Linked DNA regions of Homo sapiens: region 2 is linked to region 1. The links are chromatin contacts, found by Hi-C or POLR2A ChIA-PET in ENCODE. All regions are on one chromosome and are shown on one strand. Each heading gives the region's core, a stretch centred on a gene start or an enhancer-like site at or near the end of the contact. The rest is flanking DNA. Distances are from core to core; before and after follow the strand shown. Region 1 holds the start of KDM5A (lysine demethylase 5A). Region 2 overlaps LINC02455 (long intergenic non-protein coding RNA 2455).

Evidence for each region. A loop is a pair of places that touch in the nucleus more often than their neighbours do. ChIA-PET counts read pairs that join two places held with the same protein, here RNA polymerase II (POLR2A). Pooled maps may share reads with other maps.
Region 2: a pooled map shows a loop between it and region 1 (4-fold over the local background). The contact joins the enhancer-like site here to the promoter of KDM5A in region 1. A Hi-C loop is called at or near these places in 5 of 50 pooled maps. POLR2A ChIA-PET finds 5 or more read pairs at or near these places in 2 of 52 experiments (BJ and PC-9).

Annotation. Positions count from the first base shown.
Region 1 is chr12:388,070-393,490 of GRCh38, reverse strand. It overlaps KDM5A (lysine demethylase 5A), which reads left to right and starts at 4,171. Exons shown (of 28, transcript NM_001042603.3): 1 at 4,171-4,564. The coding sequence starts at 4,400. LOC105369594 (a long non-coding RNA gene) reads left to right here. Exons shown (of 4, transcript XR_007063149.1): 3 at 1,652-1,770; 4 at 2,550-3,458. It also overlaps a transcript of CCDC77 not described here. RefSeq lists an enhancer at 3,714-4,008.
Region 2 is chr12:673,326-678,746 of GRCh38, reverse strand. LINC02455 (long intergenic non-protein coding RNA 2455) reads left to right here. Exons shown (of 4, transcript NR_187480.1): 4 at 3,728-5,421. Among named protein-coding and RNA genes, the nearest start is that of NINJ2, 13 kb to the right of the region's middle. RefSeq lists an enhancer at 5,181-5,280. Within about 2 kb of position 4,171, at least 10 of the 41 ENCODE cell types and tissues checked have a DNase peak (open chromatin) inside an H3K27ac peak, as active enhancers do.

The DNA.
Region 1 (5,421 bases), core at 2,922-5,421:
TGATAAAGTTTTAGATTCCAAATTGTTAGCCTTTAAGAAATTACAGTCATCTGAGAAGGTTATTAAAATGCTTCTCTGCACTACGTATGGTGGCTCATGCCTGTAATCGCAGCACTTTGGGGGGCCGAGGTGGGAGGATCCCTGAGCCCAGGAGTTTGAGATCAGTCTGGGCAACATAGCAAGATCCCATGTCTACAAAAAAATTTTTTTTAATTAGCTGGGCATAACGATGCACACCTGTGGTCCTAGCTACTTGGGAGGCTGAGGCAGGAGGATTGCCTGAGCCCAAGAGTTGGAGTAAGCTGGGGTTGTGCCACTGCACTCCAACTGGGCAACGGAGTGACACCCTGTGTCTAAGAAAATAAAAATTAAAAAATAAATAAAATGCTCTTCCTTTCCCAACTACATATTTGTGTGGTGCTGGTTTTTCTTCATATATTCCAACCAAAAGAACATATTGTAACGGGTTGGAGAAACAGATATGATAATCCAGCTCGATCCTGCTAAGCCAAATGTTAAAAAAAAAAGTACAAAAAATGTAAACCAATGCCACTCTTCTCACCAGATTTTTTTGTTTTGGAAAATATAGTTATTATTTTTAAAATGTATTTAAATATAAAAGTTTTATATTGAAATGAATAAAATATTTTAAACATCTTAGGTTTAATTTCTAATATAGTAAACATCAATATGTATTATGCATATAAACAAGAACTTTGGGGGTTCTCAATAATTTTTTTTTTTGTGAGACAGAGTCTTACTCTGTTGCCCAGGCTGGAGTACAGTGGCACCATCTTGGCTCACTGCAACCTCCGCCACCCAGGTTCAAGCGATTCTCCTGCCTCAGCCTCCTAAGTAGCTGGGATTACAGGTGCCCACCACTACGCCCGGCTAAGTTTTGTATTTTTTAGTAGAGATGCGGTTTCTCCATGTTGGCCAGGCTGGTCTCGAACTCCTAACCTCAAGTGATCTGCCCGCCTCGGCCTCCCAAAGTGCTGGGATTACAGGTATGAGCCACCGTGCCTGGCCTCAATAATTTTTAAGAGTAAAGGCGTCCTGACACCAAAACAGTTTGAGAATCACTGGTGGAAATTATTCTTGAATTAAAATGACATTTGTTTAAGAATTCAGTAATTTTGACTTTTCCCTCTCTGAAACTAACCCTAATTAATCTGATTTTGTGAGGTTTTATTGCATTTTTTAAAAATCCAGGGACCACGGTCTAGCCAAATGATTATCAGATCTAAGTATTCATTTTAGTCTATTTTAACACTCAGGATAATAAATTTCAGATAAATAATACTCTAATTTTTTTTTTTCTGAAAAGTTACTGTCAAGGATTGTTTAAGTAATGCAAATGATCCTTTTAAACTACAGTTATACTCCACTGTTCTGACCAGAAACCCAAATACTATTGACTCAGTTTAACATTGTGTGTGCAGAATGCCCTCATAGAAGCTGATGAAACACAATTTGGATTTTTACAACAGTGATTTTCAAAGGGGTAAGCATGAGAGGTGGGAGTGGGGTTCATGTGCCCCCCCTGAGGGAAGCATCAGAATGTGAGGTGGTTGTAACTACAGAAGTTTCTTCTGTTCGCACCAGAGATGTTAATATTTGCTGCCCTTCTATTCACTGTCTTCTCTTACAGACTTCCTGCTGTTGTAAGCAACCACTACAGATTTCTCAGAAGTACTGTGGCAAATAAAAATGATTGAGAATCATTATACATTTTCTATTCTACTAGAGAGACAGTTTAAAATAAAATAGGTAAGTATAATCTGAAGAAAATAACAGGAAATAAATAGGACCAATCAAAGCTTTTAAGGATTTGTGCTTATACTGAGGTTCTATCAGGTTCTCACGCTCTGTTAATTTGAAAGCAAAACCATTACATTTAATTGAATGTTTAATAAAATGAATTATCAGTGGCTTGTTTTATTCGGAATTCCATTATTTCTTTTTCCGAATAATATAGTTTTCCAGATTTAAGTGGTAAAAATCAAAGACTTTGTTGTAAATTTTTTTTTTTTTGGAGACAGAGTCTCACTCTTCTTGCCTAGGCTGGAGTACAGTGGCACGATCTCGGCTTACTACAACTTCCACCTCCTGGGTTCAAGCAATTCTCCTGCCTCAGCCTCCTGGATAGCTGGGATTACAGGCGCCTGCCACCACGCCTGGGCTAATTGTTGTACATTTTTAATAGAGACAGGATTTCACCATGTTGGCCAGGCTGGTCTCAAACTCCTGACCTCAGGTGATCTGCCCGCCTTGGCCTCAAAAAGTGCTGGGATTACAGGCGTGAGCCACTGCACCTGGACATAAATCATTATAATAATTGTATGGAATTATTATGAATCACAGCGTCCTGTGTCTACACCCCTTTGTAATGTGACATTGTCACTCTTCTCATAAAAAATTGGAATTTTCCCACTTCTTGAATCTGGGATGGTCTTATGACTTGCTTTGACCAACAGAATATGATGGAGTGATCTTGTACATTTTGGAGTCTAGGCTTTAGGTCTTTGCTTCCACTCTCATCTTCTTAGAATGCTAAGACCACCATGCAGTGGAAAAGCTCCATCTACCAGAAGATGAGAAGCCATGTGGAGAACTAAGACTTCCCAGCCAATAGCCAGCACCAACTGCCAGACACGTAAGTGAGGCCATCTTGAACCCTCCAACCCTAGATGTATTCACGGTTCTCCAGAGAAACAGAACCAATAAGATGTGTGTGTGTGTGTGTGTGTGTGTTTATAAAGATATTTATTTTAAGGACTTGACTCACTTGATTATAGAGCTTCCAAGTCCAAAATCTGCAGGGTGGGTTGGCAGGCTGGAGGCCAGGGAAAAGGTGATGCTACAGTTCAAGTCTGAGAGCCATCTACTGGCAAAATTCCTTCTTGCTCATGGAAGGTCAGTCTTTTGTTCTATTCAGGCCTTCAGTTGATTGGATAAGGCCTACTCACATTATGGAGGGCAATCTGCGTTATTCAAAGTCCCCTGATTTGTTACTCAGAGGTGAGAAAAATCATGGTGTACTAAAGTCACCACAAAAACTTCTGTAGATCATATGGAGAAGCAGGAGAGATGAAGCTGGAGAGCAAAGCAGCAAATCAGCAATTAAAAAAGATGTTTGGAGTTGTTGAGTTTGGAGATGAAAAGTGACAAGATGAATTCTGGATTTTAGACAAAGCAATCCAACGTGTGGATGGAGAGGGATTTGAGAGGAGAAATCAGCTGTTGTCAGTAAGAGTATTTAAATTAGGATACTGGTAACGGGGATGGAGAGACACACGATTATACATGGGAAGTGAGAGCAGAAAGAATTAGGATTATTTCTTGATTTTTTTTTTTTTTTTTTTTTTTTGCTCAGGCAACTGAATAGATGAAGTCATTAATGGAAACCAGGAACACTGAAGAAACAGTGAACAATTAAAGTACTTTGAGTTATCAAAGTGAGATGTCCTGCAGGTAGCTAGACGATACTGGCTGGTAATTCAGGAGAGCTGCTGCGTCCTGTGTAAAAGGAAAAGCAATTCATGGATGGTGGCTAAAGCCAGCTGGCAGGATTTAGGGGATGGGTTAGACCTGCACTTGTTTTGATGGAGAAGAGGCGGGTATAAAGTGGCAGAGTGAGATTACTGTAAAATATCTGCATTCAAAGGGCTAAAAAAAGAGAAATGCTGGAAAGGCTACTTGCTATAAACGCAGCAGGGTAGGTTAAAACAAATTACGAAGCACGGGCGGTGAGGCGCGGTGCTTAAGATTAAGCCCGGCGTGTTTTCGAGTGCACTGATACACAAAAGGGAAAGGGACCCTCCTCACCGGAAGCACAACCTCTGCCCTCTGGGGCATTACACATTCCTCCGCGCCGGAAGAAAGCGTCACGTCGCGTCGCGCCTCGCCCCGCCTCGTTGCGCCTCGCCCCGCCTCGCCCCGTCGGCTTCCCTCAATCCGTACCTCTAGTAAAGAAGAGCTTGTGCCCCTCCCCGACCCCTTACCAAGGGCGAGCTGCGTGGAGTCGTTGGACTGGGCAGAACTTTGGCGGGCAAGGAGACAAACAGCCACACTGTGCTGCCGGGGAAGAGAAGAAGAAGGAAAGGCCAGACACACAGGCGTCGTGCAGCTGCGGAAGGATTCCGTTTCCTGCAGGGGGCGGAGGGATTTGACAGCACGGTAACTTCCGGAAAAGTCCTGAACCTCAGTGGAAAAGCCTTGCAAGAAACAATAACAAACGGGAGGAGGAAGCGATTCTGGGGTTTCTGTGTTGAACGGTTCTTGTCCGCGAAGATGCGCTTCGGCCTCTGTCAGGGGACTTGAACGGGCTTAGTGGGCTTCAGCCAGCTTTTCTCCACCGGTTCCCCACGGGGACCCCCCCCCCCCCCCGGCCGTTGCAATGGCGGGCGTGGGGCCGGGGGGCTACGCGGCGGAGTTCGTGCCACCGCCAGAGTGCCCCGTCTTTGAGCCGAGTTGGGAGGAGTTCACAGATCCGCTCAGCTTTATCGGCCGCATCCGGCCTTTGGCGGAGAAAACCGGCATCTGCAAAATTCGGCCGCCCAAGGTACCTCAGTCTGTGAAGAGAGAGGGGGAGAAGGAAGAATGGGGGAGTCCGTACACTGGGTTTAGCTTTACTTTTCTGATCCTTGTCTCGTTTCATATGTACTCTCTTTTGAGACAACTGGAGCCTGTTTCTGGATGTTTTTGCCTCGGTTTCTTTTGTGGTCTTATGTAGACACGTCTGAAAGCGAGAAAGTGGTGTCTCTTGGGCCTCTTCCGCCTAGAACTTGGGAACTGATACTTTTCTCTCAGCCGTGGGCCTAAAGCCTTTCGTTAGCCGATATGGTGTTTAAAGTACAGTATTATGACGTGACGTATTCTTCCCTCACGTATCCTCATTATGGTTTGATAGTCGGCTATCTCTTTATTCAAGACCTGGTTGGATCAAATATTTGCAGGCCTCATCTCAGGGCTAGGGTTTCTGAAAAGGTTATCTGAGCTCTAGTCTCACCGGATGGTATTACTAGACAAGAACTCCAGACTAATTATTGCCGCAGTGAAAAAGTCTTAGCGGGGAAAGAGAAGGAGCAGCAATAATTCTAAAATTTAGAGGTTTAGGAAAAATTGGTTTATAGTGGAGGTGGAAGGAAATGTTGAAATCTCTTGACGTAGGGAACTCAAGATCAACGATTTTAGAATCACAGTTATTGCAGATAACTAGGTTTGCCTATAAGGTTAATTATAATCTCACCTTTGAGGTAAGGAAAACAGATACTATCCCTTGTGTGGAGGGGATTAATGCCCCAAGAGGTTGAGTGATTACTCAAGGTCAAAGGTGTTTTTCTTTACTCATTAGACCAGTGCTTTTTAAATGATGTTGCTGGACCACTTGCACCAGGGTCAACTGGATGCTTGTTTAAA
Region 2 (5,421 bases), core at 2,922-5,421, 290 kb before region 1:
ACAGAGGTTCTGTCCGCAGGTTACTTAGTCTTAATGAGAAAAGGGCTTGACCTCAGCCTCTTGAAGAAGGTACAAAAAGAGAGAGAGAAAAGGGCACCAGAGGAGTGCTAGTAAAGAGCAGAAAGAGAAAAAAACTCCCAGCTGGGGCACAGTGGGAAGAGTGCATGAGAGAACAGCGTCAGAGCCTCCAAACACAGGGGCCCACCCATCGCCATCCCTTCCTCATTCACTGTGAGTGACCTGGGGTTACGTGCCTGCTGGGCCTCAGGAGACAGATTTGGGGGGAACACCGGACAGGCACTGTATGTATCTAAAGTCTAATCATGTTTTTTTTTAATTTCTTTTTCTTTTTCTTTCTTTTTTTTTTTTTTTTTTTTTTTTGAGATGGAGTCTTGCTCTGTTGCCCAGGCTGGAGTGCAATAGCACGATCTCAGCTCACTGCAACCTCCGCCTCCCAGGTTCATGCTATTCTCCTGCCTCAGCCTCTCCAGTAGCTGGGATTACAGCATGCACCACCACATCTGGCTAATTTTTGTATTCTTAGTAGAGGCGGGGTTTCACCATGTTGGCCAGGCTGGTCTCAAACTCTTGACCTCATGATCCGCCTGCCTCGGCCTCCCAAAGTACTGGGATTACAGGCATGAGCCACCGCACCCGGCCCTCTTTTTCTTTTTCTTTTTCTTTCTTTTTTTTTTTTTTTGAAACAGAGTTTCACTTTTGTTGCCCAGGCTGGAGTGCAATGGCCTGATCTCAGCTCACCACAACCTCCGCCTCCTGGGTTCCAGTGATTCTCCCATCTCAACCTTCTGAGTAGCTGGAACTACAGGCATGCGCCACCACGCCTGGCTAATTTTTGTATTTTTAGTAGAGACAGGGTTTCTCCATGTTGGCCAGGCTGGTCTTAAACTCCCGACCTCAGGTGATCTGCCCGCCTCAGCCTCCCAAAGTGCTCCGAAAGTGCTGGGTGCTGTGAGCCGCCGTTCCCGGCCTTTTTTTTTTTTTTTTTAGAGATAAGGTCTGGCTCTGTCACCCAGAGTGCAGTGGCATAATCATAGCTCACTATAATTTACCACCATGCTCAGCTAATTATTTTTATTTGTTTTTTGTAGTGACGGGGTCTTGCTATGTTGCCCAGGCTGGTTTCAAACTCCTGGGCTCAAGTGATCCTTTTGCCTTGTTCTCCCAAAATGCTGGGATGACAGGCCTGAGCCACCATGCCCAGCCTGTTATTTCTTATTAAATCTCTTTGCACAACATTGGGAGAGCTTGCCAGCAAAGGGCAGCAAGTCATCTAGAAAGACGCATTTTGATAGGTGGAAACTTAACACCAAACGAAGAGGGATTTTTTTTCCTGCCCCAGTGGTCCTCACTTTCTGTGGCCTGAAGCTTGTGTCCCTTAGCTGCTTAAATTCCCCAAGACTCAGCTGACTTCAGGGGTAAATCACTACCTTGGTGCTCTCTCCCTCATACACCTTGAAAGCTGAGGATTGTGTTTTGGTTTTTTTCTCTCCCTAAAAGGTAGCTGTACTCTGTCTTCCTTTTAACCACAGTTCCCTAGAAAATAAGAACTGTGACAAACAAAAGGAGATGGGTACAAGAATAGGCCTTACTCCTCTTCTCCCCCAGTTCCTCAGCCCCAGATCCCAGGGACCCTAACCATGGTTGCAGTTTTCGTTGAGGAATTAAGGCCTACAAAGAAAATCTAATGCGCAGTAACCTAAGCTTGACTCTTGGCTTAGAAGTCCCAGCTTCAGGAAAAGCCTACCCATTAGGTTCTTTCCTCATTCTGTTGAGGTAGCTCTTATGAGCTCTATTTTACACACATGGCTCCTCAGACTTAGAGAGAGTAAGTCAGTTTCCCAAAGTCTGCAGTGGTGCATAGTAACATTTTTAATATTACCTTCAGTACTGGCTCTGTTTTACATATAACTCAGTGATTGCCAAGGAAGACGGGGCTGCACACCCCCATAAGGGTATTCGAGCGTGTGTGTGTGTGTGTGTGTGTGTGTGTAAGGAGGAGGTTGAAACTTATATTCCATATAATATTATTTATGCTTGAAAAAGGACCCATTGCTTTCATTTTACAATGAAACTTTTACTTTTGTGAAAAGTAAATTGGACAGAAATCTTGACTGTCGGGGATCTGCAAAGGTATCCTCTTTAATGTGGAGGATGTTCAGAGCAGGGAGAGTGAGATGTTTATATTCTATTTATCAGTCGGGGGCTGTGGGTTAAATACAGCAGCCTAGCCTTTGCCAAGTCTCCACTGACCACGTGCTCCTGCTTTGGATCATTGATGTTTTGTATTTAATCTAATCTTGCAATGAAATTCTTCTCAGAGCTTTGTCATTTAGACTTCACTCTTTCTCATAAATAGCCGCAGTTTTTCTCCTCTGTTTAATAACAGAGGAAGAAAAAACAATCGTGATATAAAATGAAAAAAAATGCAATATAAGATTTTATGTATAGTATAATCTCAACTTTATTAATAATTTTTAAATGAATTTATAAAAGTTAATATGAGGGCCGGGCGCACTGGCTCATGCCTGTAGTCCCAGCTACTCGGGAGGCTGAGGCAGGAGAATGGCGTGAACCTGGGAGGCGGAGCTTGCAGTGAGTCGAGATCGTGCCACTGCACTCCAGCCCGGGCAACAGAGCGAGACTCCGTTTCAAAAAAAAAAAAAAAAGTTAATATTAGAGGGAATGTGCTGCAATGTTAAAAGCACAGACCTGAAGCCAGAAAGACTCAGGTATGAATATTGTCTCTGCCCTGACTAGCTGTATGAACTTGGGCAAGCTACTTAAACTTTCTGATCCCCAGTTGTTTTATCTGCAAAAATGAGGAGGGGGAAGAATTGTATTTATATCAAAGAAGCTGAATTAAATTATAACTAATTAAATGAAATACTTGACACACAGAGAACCCTCAATAAATGATCTTATTATTCTGAGTAGGGAATACAAAGAGCCCACTTCATGGGCACGTGACCACGCAGTCAAACAGGACTCCAGAGTGGGTTCAATGCTCTGCTGTGGCCTTCTTGAAGTTCCTCATAATTTGGGAACAAGGGGCCTAGGTTTTCATTTTGCACTGGACTCCGCAAATTACACACACACGGCACACACACAGAAAAGATTAAAAAGCAATAAACCAATTACATCAATTTTTTCTATTTTCTATTTTTTATTTTTATTTTTATTTTTAGAGAGTCTTGCTCTGTCACTGTGGCTGGAGTGCAGTGGCGTGATCTTGGTTCACTGCAACCTCCACTTCCTGGGTTCAAGCGATTCTCCCGTCTCAGCCTCCCGAGTGGCTGGGACTACAGGCGCCCGCCATCACGCCTGGCTAATTTTTGTATTTTTAGTACAGGCAGGGTTTCACCATGTTGGCCAGGCTGGTCTCGAATTCCTGACCTCAAATGATCCACCCACCTCAGCCTCCCAAATTGCTGGGATTATAGGTGTGAGCCACCACGCCCGGCCTACATCAAATGTTTAATAGAAATAAATAAAAACAAAAAGCAGTAAACCGAAATGTAAACAATGTTTAATCTCTGGATGGTTTTCTTTTTCCTTTTTTGTTTTTCTGGGGCGGGGGTGGGGGGTTCACTCTGTCGCCCAGGCTGTAGTGCAGTGGCACAAGCTTGGCTCACTGCAACTCTGCCTCCCAAGTAGCTGGGACTAGGCATGTGCCACCACGTCTGGCTAATTTTTATATTTTTTGTAGAGACAGGATTGTGCCATGTTGCCCAGGCTGGTCTGGAACTCCTGGACTCAAGTGATCCACCCACCTCGAACCTCAACTTCCTAAAGTGCTGGGATTACAGGCGCGAACCACTGTGTCTGGCCTCCGGGTGGTTTTAAGTGGGAACTTTTATTTCTCACACATTCTTCTGTATATTCTATATTTTCTACAAGAAATATATATTACTTTTCTAATCAGGAAAAAAAATGAATATATGCATGTGCCTTTACAAAACTGTTCTCATTCTGCAGATGAGTGAAACCAAGGTAACAGATGGGAAGGAAATGACTCACGTAAGATCACACAGCAATCGATGTCACATTATGACAATGTTCAGGAAACTGCATTTCCATTTTTGCACCCCACTCTCTTGGGTCTGTGTTACCCACAGCTTTTCTAACAAGAATCTCGTTGGCATCTGACTTGATCTGGGGACCTAGCACTACACTATGCAGAAGGGGGCCCCCCCTCAGAAGCCCAGTATCAGTTAGTATGTGCTTATCTGCAGGGGCTCACTGCTGTGGGAGTTTCAGAAGTAGAAGCCACAGTCCCTGTTCTCAAAGGCTTACAGATGGGTACTCACAGTTGCACATGAAGCAGGGATGTCAGTGCTGTTGTGCAGACTCTGAATGCTGTAAGAATAGCAGGGGAAGGAACTGGTTGTCAGAGGAGAAACCAAGAACCGTTGGCACAAAATCTTTTTACCAGGGTTGTTCACAAAAGAAAAAATGCTGGAAGCTCTGCTCCTTTTAATTTCCCCCAGCTACCCTGTGTAGGCACCTGAAGGTCAACAGTATGAAGGAGAAGGGGGTAGAAATGCACAAAATAGTTCTCGTTTTGCATATTCCATAGTTCATAGTATGTATTGAAGGTCTTCTTTGACAAACCCCACTGAAGTTTCCTGATTTCACCTTCACCATGGCTAAAAGCAGCAGCTCGCCCCCACGCTTTGATTTTTCCCTCCTGTACTTTCTCTTCCCCTTCTGTTTCTCTTGGTGAGGGGTCCAAATTGGAAACTTTTTTGTCCCACAGCCCACCATAAGGGTTCATTCTGTGAACCTATGTCTATTGCATCCCAGCTTACCTAACAGCTCTTTCCCCAAGAACCAAACTTTAAGTTCCTCTCAGCAGCACAGTAAATCTTCAGAGGCTAATACATGTTTTTTTTTTCTTGAGATGGAGTTTTGCTCTTGTTGCCCAGGCTGGAGTGCAATGGCACAATCTCGGCTCACTGCAACCTCTGCCTCCTGGGTTCAAGCGATTCTCTCACCTCAGCCTCCTGAGTAGCTGGGATGACAGGCGCCCGCCACCATGCCCAGCTAATTTTTGTATTTTTAGTAGACACGGGGTTTCACCATGTTGGTCAGGCTGGTCTCAAACTCCTGATCTCAGGTGATCCACCCGCCTCGGCCTCCCAAAGTGCTGGGATTACAGGTGTGAGCCACCGTGCCCAGCCCACAGACTAATATCTTTAAGGAACTTCTAGAAATCATCTCTGGCCGAGTCATCCAGGTGCAAACGAGAGGTTCTGGGCTGAGATCAAAGAGAACAAGGGGAAGATTCAGCAGTTACACAGCTGGGCTCATAGTGAGGGGATTTGCATGAATATTAACATCAGCTCCATTTACTGGGTTCTTTTACCCTGTGCCAGGCAGGTAATTTGCTTGATATGCATG